Linked DNA regions of Homo sapiens: regions 2 and 3 are each linked to region 1. Evidence: chromatin contacts called from ENCODE Hi-C or POLR2A ChIA-PET data. All regions are on one chromosome and are shown on one strand. The core of a region is the stretch at or near the end of the contact, and the rest is flanking DNA. Distances in the headings are between cores, read along the strand shown. Region 1 has its middle 80 kb from the start of EDN1. Region 2 has its middle 56 kb from the start of EDN1. Region 3 overlaps HIVEP1 (HIVEP zinc finger 1).

The links. A loop is a pair of places that touch in the nucleus more often than their neighbours do. ChIA-PET counts read pairs that join two places held with the same protein, here RNA polymerase II (POLR2A). Pooled maps may share reads with other maps.
Region 2: a map of PC-3 shows a loop between it and region 1 (21-fold over the local background). The contact joins two enhancer-like sites. A Hi-C loop is called at or near these places in 1 of 168 maps with a recorded cell type or tissue (PC-3), 2 of 37 single-sample maps with no recorded cell type and 3 of 50 pooled maps. POLR2A ChIA-PET finds 5 or more read pairs at or near these places in 2 of 52 experiments (WTC11 and activated B cell).
Region 3: a pooled map shows a loop between it and region 1 (4-fold over the local background). The contact joins two enhancer-like sites. A Hi-C loop is called at or near these places in 4 of 37 single-sample maps with no recorded cell type and 5 of 50 pooled maps.

The regions. Positions count from the first base shown.
Region 1 is chr6:12,368,574-12,371,651 of GRCh38, reverse strand. No RefSeq gene overlaps it. Among named protein-coding and RNA genes, the nearest start is that of EDN1, 80 kb to the right of the region's middle. Within about 2 kb of position 1,706, at least 3 of the 41 ENCODE cell types and tissues checked have a DNase peak (open chromatin) inside an H3K27ac peak, as active enhancers do.
Region 2 is chr6:12,233,190-12,236,293 of GRCh38, reverse strand. It overlaps a transcript of EDN1 not described here. Among named protein-coding and RNA genes, the nearest start is that of EDN1, 56 kb to the left of the region's middle. Within about 2 kb of position 1,818, at least 3 of the 41 ENCODE cell types and tissues checked have a DNase peak (open chromatin) inside an H3K27ac peak, as active enhancers do.
Region 3 is chr6:12,149,737-12,152,511 of GRCh38, reverse strand. The region is part of intron 7 of HIVEP1 (HIVEP zinc finger 1); the gene reads right to left. Among named protein-coding and RNA genes, the nearest start is that of HIVEP1, 140 kb to the right of the region's middle. Within about 2 kb of position 1,496, at least 2 of the 41 ENCODE cell types and tissues checked have a DNase peak (open chromatin) inside an H3K27ac peak, as active enhancers do.

The sequences.
Region 1 (3,078 bases), core at 457-2,956:
CTCTGTTTTTAGAAAAGGGTCTGAGCTTACTGAGCTATACCATACTTCTGTCAACATTCATGTCAGGAAAATGGCCAGGTAAGACATGCTCAAAGATTCTCTCTTCTGTTACTTTTATTATTTTTATTACCAAGTCACAGTCCATACCGAATAAGCCTCTGGGTATGGGACACAGGCATCAGGATTTTTTGAAGCTCTCCAGGTGATTACTTGTCTTACCTTACTTGTCTTACCTTAAATGGAAAAATTAATCCAACTGTCCAAAATCCCCTATTGTCATTCATTCAACAGGCATCTGTCAAATTCCTGCTCTGTATTAGTCACTGAATTAGGTACTGAGTAGAACTTGTAGAGAAGAAAATAGACATGGCTCCTGGCTTCTTGGCACTTGCACTAGTGGGAGAGATCATTGAGAAAACAAGGAAACAAGAAAATGAATAAATAATTATGAGATGTGATAATTCTAGCAAGTAAGCACACAGTGATACAGAATTAGAGAAAGAAGGTGGAGATTATATTGGGTGGCGAGGTAAAACTGGAGGACCAAAGGATGGAGAGGCATCTTGGCTGGGAGTTTCAGGGAGGTAGTTCCAGGGAAAGAAGAATAGCATGTGTGGAGGCTCTGAGCCGGGAAAGTTGGACACATCTGGGAATAAAGGAACTTTATTGCTTGTTACTCAAAATGTGGTCTGTAGAGCAGCAGCATCAGGATTCCCTGGGAACTTTAGAGAAATGCTGAATCCCAGGCCCCACCCCAGACCAAATGAATCAAAATTTCCATTTTAACAAGATCCCCAGGTAACTTGTGTTCATATTAAAGTTGAGGAGCACTGTCAAAAAGCATAGGTTCCAAGTGTGGGTATACATTGAAATCACCCAGAGAGCTTCAAAAAATCCAGATGCCTGGGTCCCATCCCCAGAGGCTTACTTGGTATGGACTGTAACTTGGACATCAGGATTTTTGTTAAGCTCCCAAGGGATTCTAAAATGCAGCAAAATTTGAGAATCACTTATCTGAAGAACAGCGCAAAGGGTAGACGCTTGATAAATATTTGTGAATCAAATGCTTGACCCTATAGCTTTCCCAGAGATTCCTGCAAACAGGCTGCAGGCAGGCACGAATGTTACTCTCCTCCAAATGAGTGCACTAGAAGGGCTGCGTTTCCCAGAAAAATGAAACAAAATCATGAACCATTCGGAGAAATGAATTCAAAGATCACTATTCCAGGAACCAATTAAACTCTTCTGTCTGTCAGGGAGCCACTAATTTGGGCATTTTTGTGAATTCCCTGTAGTTGGAAGGGGATCTCTCTGGTGGCTGGACACAGGTGAGGGAATGCAACCCTGAGTTGGACTCATGGAAAGACAGCATGATTTTCAGATTTTCTTTCCCAACGACGGAGAGCTCACACCAGAGAAAACCCTCTTCAGGACAGTCTGGTGACATTCTTGACTAATGAGCTCAGAACAGAATGTCCCTGCCCTGGCATTATCAGGGAAGACTTGAGGGGGGGCGGGGTGTGAAAGAGTACAGGGTGTCATCGAATGGACGATGTGCATAGCACAGATCTGTGGGGAAGCCCCCTGGGTATTTCCTGCACCTGTGCGTCGCAAGTAATAACAGCCAACAACGCGTGCATACATTGGAGAGTTCAACACAAACACCGTGTCAAGGACCATTAGTGACCATGGGCACAGTCAGCTTCCCATTGCCCAAGAGTGGCCCAAGAACTGAGAAGCGCAGAGCAACCCCTGCACTCACCACAGGAGGTTGCAAAAGATGTTTAGGAGAATAAGGCTCACTCATTTCCTCCTTGCCAGGGCCCTCAGCTTTTAAGGCCTCTTCCAAATACTGCTATACCAGGTAAGAAATAGTCATGCAAGTTGAGTAATAATGTAAATTGACACTGGAGGAAGGGGCAAGAAGGGAAATTGGGATGACACAGATCGATCTTTAAGGGCTTCCTCAACCTTGTGGGAAAAACAAAAGATTTTTATTTTTAATAATAAAATAAGCAATATCCTGGCATGGAGGAGATACTATGAACCCCAGAAATAGCTGCATTAACCCTTTCTGGCTTTTCAGCACACTGCTGACTCAGCAGAATGAACAACTTTCTAGTTGAAAGCTGCCCACTCTGAAGTGTAGGCACTAAATAAAGTTACCATGTTTTAAGGGTCATGAAGATGGCTTGGCTAAATGTGCCTAAGCAAAATTGAAGAATTACATGGGCTGAAGAATGCATAAATATATCACTTTCTCATATATAAATGTCTTTGAAAATAAGAATGTCAAAATTCAATGTGAACTGAATAACTGAATATCAAGGAAACAGCTTATTCTTTGGGAGTAAATGATTTTCCTCAATAACTTGTATTCAGTGTGCTTCTTCTGTGGGCTTCCTAAAGAGCTGGAAATGCAGTCCCTGCAATGGCTGTGTGCACATGGTGCCCACCCATGAGTACAGCCGTGTAAGGTACAATTATTGATGAGTTTCACACCTGTGCCTGGACTGCAGCAAGAGACCAAAGAAAAGCATACTAAGACGCTGCCTGGTTCCACATTAAACTCATGACCACAAGCCGCACGTGGACCTGAATATTGCCCATCAGAGATTCCATGTGTCCAAACCCCACTCTCTCCCACCATCTTTGATGTTTATTTCCCACCTTCTTTCTTCTAAAACGCCTCATCTCGCTTCCTTATCTCCCTATTTCCATTTTTTAAGTAGAAATTAAAGAGAAACCCCCCATTCTGCCACCATCACCTTTACTCAACAACTGATATCTGTGCCAGTCCATACATTCTGCTTTTTCTCTGTTTTGCCACAGATACGCTGTCATTACTGCTAACCAACAGCAACGATGACACTTAGGCGTTAGATCCCACCCCCTCCTATCATCTTGAGGAGTGAGCCCTCTCTCCTGCCTCATTGTCTCTCTTCCCTGTTAGAGAATTCTCATAAATATGTCAACACATTATAAGGCCCCCCATCTTTTTAATCCTCCTTTGCCCTCTCCATCTCTCTCCGTGACCACCTAATTTCTCTGCTTCTCTTTAGAGCAAAACTTTTCAAA
Region 2 (3,104 bases), core at 569-3,068, 140 kb after region 1:
AAAAAATTGTTTGGCATCAAAATTACTCATTCACTGGAAGCCATTAGAAAATGTACATTCAAATTTATTCTATTATTGAATGGAAAAACCTACAAAGTGAGATAATACTTTTCTTTTTATTCGCAACCAAGGAATCAGTTTTATTCCCATGGAATCAAATAGGGATTCCTTTTCAACTATTCAGTTGAAATAAGTCAAGAAACAATTCAGTTATCTCAAACAGAATACAGTTTAAAAAGACTGACATACCATTATTGTTATGAAATCTTGTATACAAGAAAAACATGGAGAAACAATCTTTTGAAAGTCTGCTTGTAAAGCCAGTATTCAGGATAGCCCTGTTATGATGTACGCTTTGTGTCTCAGAGAAATCAGAATGTCTGCAACAAAGGCCTATGTGATGGCAATATTGCAGAGCTGCACTGTCCAATATGGTAGACACCAGTCACTTGTGGCTATTTAAATTTAAATTAATGAAAATTAAATAAAAGTAAACACTTGGTCCAGTCTTACTGGCCACATTTCAAATGCTCAATAGTCACCTATGGCCACTGCAGAGCACAAGTAACATTTTCTACATTGCGGAAAGTTCTGTTGGACAGCTCTGTTTTAGAGTCTACTGTAGTACAGATTATCTGTTAAAAGAATGGCTCAACCAATAGCGATCTCAAGTAAGAAATTCGGAGTGAGAGCACAGGAAGGAACTAGAATGGGAGAGGCTTTGAAATGAACAGGCACTGTCTTGGCATTACATACTAGCCATTCAAGGGGAGACCGTTCATGGCAGTGCTTCCTCTTTTCATGGTACTTTTTGTATTTCTTTTTGGTGTATGGAGAGTCAGGGAGTTATGAACTATATGGATTTATCTACTTTGGAAAAACAGAGAAGCATATATTCCCGATAATCATTGTCCTTAGACATGTTAGTAAACATTGCTATGTGGAAGTCACCATGTTACCAAAATTAGCAGCAGATTCAGTGGAGAATAGGAAGGAAGCCTGAGCAGGACAGACTTTCTAAGGAAACGGAGAAAGCTGAGGTTCCTGCCTCACATTTTCCATACAATTGCGCTGTACTTTAGAACCATCTACCTCTTAGTGAAGTCCAACCCCTATTCTACGAATGAGAAAATGGAGACCCAGAGACAAAGAAGTGACTTACCCAAGAACACTTATGGTATCACTGGAACAAGACCAGGGGCGAGATCTCCCTTCTAACATGACTTGGCCCACATTACTACTACTCACTTGCCAAGCAGATACTCCAATCCTCCCCTTCAAACAATGAATATGATAAAATCATCCTTTTAAAGAATAACTGAATTTCAGTTCAGGAAGCACTGTAATTGTCCAAGTGAATGTTTGTCAAATATCTCTTTCTGGTTTTGTTTCTTCATGAATGATCTAGAGTCTGGTCACTTGCTGTCTGGCCCATCCTCAAAAGCCAAACTTTCTCCTAAACTCTGGCTATCTCAGTAGGTCCATGGACACCAATGAAGTCCCCATCTCTGAATGCAAACCTTCCTGATCAATGTAACCTTGGAGAACAGGTTAATTCTAGCACCTTGAGTGAGTTCCAGGTAGGATTCTGGCAGTTCTGGTTGGGTTTGCAGCCAAGAGCCAAAATGCCCCAAAAGAGCCTGAAGTGGACCCTGGTCTTGGTCTTGGCCTTAGAGGTCAGCAGAGCAGTGTTTAACAGCAGAGACTTTTGCTTCAGAAAGACTTGACTTCCAAGTCAATCCAAGCCCAGCCATTTGTCTGTGACTGGACCACTAAGTGACCTCCGCCTCCGTTTCCTCACTTAAAAGTTGAAGTAATAAGAAACACTTCCCTGTGGTTTTGAAAGGATTAAGTTGGCTACTTACTATACATATCTAGCATAATGTGTTAGTGTCAGGAACATGGGATTCACCCCATGAAAGGGGATGTCATTGTTAACTGGTCTGAGAACCCAGAGAAGCAGCAGAAAGACACCTTGGGGGTTCTTGCTTCCAGGCAGCCACCTGGGAGTCAGTTTTCAGATCCTGGCTCTCTACTACCAGCTGAGGGAGCATTTCCAGTTTCAGCTCTCAAATTGTGCCAGTTTAATAAATGCATCAGACCACAAGGTGGTGCTTGATTCTAAAGTTTGATATCAGGAGGCTTTTCTAACCACAAAAGTAGTGAATAGCAAAGTGCATTCAACATTGTTAACAAGAGCCAACTTCCTAACCCTGATACAGATGTATAGGTGGGCTCCTGGCCTCTCTGACTGAAGACCAAGGAGTGTGAGCCACACAAGGAGCATTTGGCATGTGAGGGGGATGGGGAGAGCCTCAGCAAAGCTGAAGCCTTTATTTGGTTTCTTTTCCTACAGCATTATGTAAACTCCTGTCAAACCTACACTTGTGCTGTGTGGTTGTCCTCCAATTTCTGTATTACTCAGGCTCCCATGAGCAGCAGTTCAAGGAGTACAGGGAGGAGGAGCGGAAGAAGGGTGTTCTTGGGACATCAACCCCAAGGTATTTCAAAGCCCACTTCCTCTCGTAGTGCAATGACTGATGCCTCCAGCTATGAGTACAGGTCATGAGGCTCTGTATGTAAAGCAGATGTCACCCCTTTTTATTTTCAACATGCCAGCGTGATGCCACTGGGTCTTGGTGAGTTGGCATCACACACATCATCAGCAGCAATCTTGCCCATGCGGTCGGCTCTGTATAATAACATCTGTATTATAATAATAATAATCATAGTGCCTTAGGTAGGTAGAGCAGCTTGAATTGTCCAAAGGACTTTGCAACCAATTTGCAGTTATTATTGACAGAGCTTTGGTCCTGGTGCAGTCGCTACCTGGACATGACCTTGGGCAATTTCGTGAATTCTGTTTACCTGTAAAATGGTGGAGGAAGAAGGCGGGTAGACTAGATAATTTCTACAGTCCTCTTTAATGCTAGAATTCTGTGAATCAGTCTTGTTTTTCCCTCAGAAGAAGTTCTCCATCCATGAACATTTAGGCTTTAGGGGATGCTAAGAGGGATTTAGGGGGAACCCCTGATGAAAACAAGCAAAATGGAAAAGATCAGGAAAAGGTAGGAGGACAGAGCTAGGAAGGGCTAGGCTTGGAG
Region 3 (2,775 bases), core at 247-2,746, 220 kb after region 1:
TGGCACCAAAACAAAGCACAGACAACTCTGCCCTCTGTTTGGATTCATAAGAATAAAAGTCCTTTATATACTTCCCTGTCCCCCTTAACCTCTGCCCCTGCCCCCTAAACAAGACTACTGCTGCTGAATCAAAAGTCGTACTGATAAAAGACCCAGAAAGGAAAAGTGCCTTGCCTGGGATCAACAAGTCTGCGAGGACAAGAACGAGGACTTGTTATGGACTCAAAACACTTGTCATATATGACTCTGTGATACTGCTTACTTTGCTACTGCATGTTACTTAATGTAACAACTATGATACTATGTTGAGTAACTGGTTTTTTTGTTGTTGTCTTTTTTTGTTTTTTTGAGATGAAGTCTTGGAGTCTTGCTCCGTCACCCAGGCTGGAGTGCAGTGGCATAATCCTGGCTCACTGCAACCTCTGCCTCCCAGGTTCAAGCGATTCTCCTGCTTCAGCCTCCCGAGTAGCTGGGATTACAGGTGCCCGCCACCATGCCTGGCTAATTTTTGAATTTTTAGTAGAGATGGGGTTTCACCATGTTGTCCAGGCTGGTCTCGAACTCCTGACCTCAGGTGATCCACCCGCCTCGGCCTCCCAAAGTGTTGGGATTACAGGTGAGTAATGGTTATATCAGGGATTGGCAAACTATGGTCACCAGCTGCATGTGGCTCTCCACTGGTTCTTGTGGATAAAGTTTTATTGGAACACAGCCAGGCTCATTTCTTTATATACTGTCTGTGGCTGCTTTTGTGCTACAGTCACAGTTTAGTATTCATGACAGAGAATAGGTGGCTTGCAAAGCCTAAAATATTTACTATCCAGCCCTTGACATTAAAAAGTTTGCCAACATCTATGCCACATCACCCTCCAGGTTTAAACCTAATTACCACCCATGACAGAGTTGATACCACACCCATCGTCCACAAGGAAGTTAAGACGCTTGTACTGTATATGATTAGAATGCATCAAAGCCAGGATTCAAAAACAGGTTTCTATGAACTTAGGAGCCCTGTCATTATGCCAATAAGATACACTGACTTTCTCCTTTTCTATTACAATTGTTCCTTTCTTGGTGTGTATAATACACACTAATACTTCAGGAGGGTAAGCACTGTGGCTTACCCCTTTGCAGCCATCAGAGACTCTAGAACAGACCTAAGGAATCTATATTTGCTTAGCAAATTCATAAATAAATGGTCCTAAAAGTTTCATTTAATTATGTCCTCCCAGCCACATTCCCCTCTCATTATAAACAAATGTTTCTAATACTCAATAAAATTTTATATCAGCACAAGATTAATTCCTTTATTTTCTGTGAATTTCAATTCATGAGGGAAAAATCAGGCATATGATGTAGCAACATTTTTGTCAAAGTTTTGATACATTTACGTCAAACAACTTCCCTAAAGATAAATTTTAAAAGTTATTATTTGAAGATGAGTCAGGTGAACCGCAACCTGCTCGCCCACTGCTGCCAGACAGTGACACCTGCTGGAAGAGTCGGAGTCGCAAAAGCAGCAGGAGGGGCTCCCTGAGAGAAGGGGCTCCCGAGGGTAGCAACCTGGCCCACGTACACTCAGTAGCAACCTTCTTTTGTTGTTGAAGTTTGCCTGTTTTTGTTTTTCACATATGTTTAGAAATATTGCTCTGAAAGCCAGATAAACAATGGCAACCTAGGGAAAAAATTTTTTTAAAGAATGTGAATACAATTATATATATATATTTTAAAGATAAAATCATCATTAAAAACATAATGGGGCAGAGTTTAATGTTTAACTTTAGGAAGTAAACCAAAATACTGTGTCACGTGCGTGTCATTCAAAATAATATTAGCACTGCTTTAAGTATAAATCCTAAAGCCTATTATGGTTTCATATTCTACACATGGAAGTGTTTCTTAAAAAGAGTAATAATGTGTTCTATAAAAATCCCGATGATAATATATTCTACAGGTTTCATTTGGAAAAAAAGCTTTGCTAGTAATTTTTAAAAATGCACCTAAATTATTTTTAAGAGTAAATGTGATATAGGTTTTAAAACCTGTGATCAAACATCATCTTTACTGTAAGTACTTAAACTCCAACAAGAATAATGCTTCTCACTGCACTTCGTCATATTAAACGGTTCTCCTAGCTGGCGGCTGAGGGTACACATTAACATTCCGTGCACTGAAGTCCAGCATTTGTTGACGAAAACATTCTTCGGATCAAAGGATGAAAAGCAAATTGCTGGCGGCTTGAATTTTGACACAAAAGGTGAAAACTAAAATGTAGTCACTAATACCCCAAGAACAGGAGAACAAAATTCCCGAGGCTATATCATGTTTTATGGCAAGAAAACAAGGGAATGTGCAGTGGAGCAGAGGGATTAGGCTTCCCATGAGCATTTCTTATCATTGCAGCTCAAGTTGCTAGTTTTAAACTAAATAGAAACTTCTTTTAAATGCCGAATGTCCACATTTTAATGGCTGGCTTATAAAAATGTATAATTCCTCCTGCTTCATTAAACGCAAACGTTTCCCAACATCCCCTAATTTATTCCATTGAGAATTAGAACATGAATTCCATCTGCTAAAAGATAAGACAGGTACCGCGCAGCCTGCTGTTGCTAAGGGTGGTAAAGAATTCAGAAGGGGTCTGTGGCCTTTCATCACATCATTTTCACATCACCCTTTAATGAACACTCTTTATCAACCAGGGACCAGGCACAATATGATGGTGAATGATAACCTGGGTATGGTGTGGTTGGCAGAGTAGAGAACAGGTCTAGGATC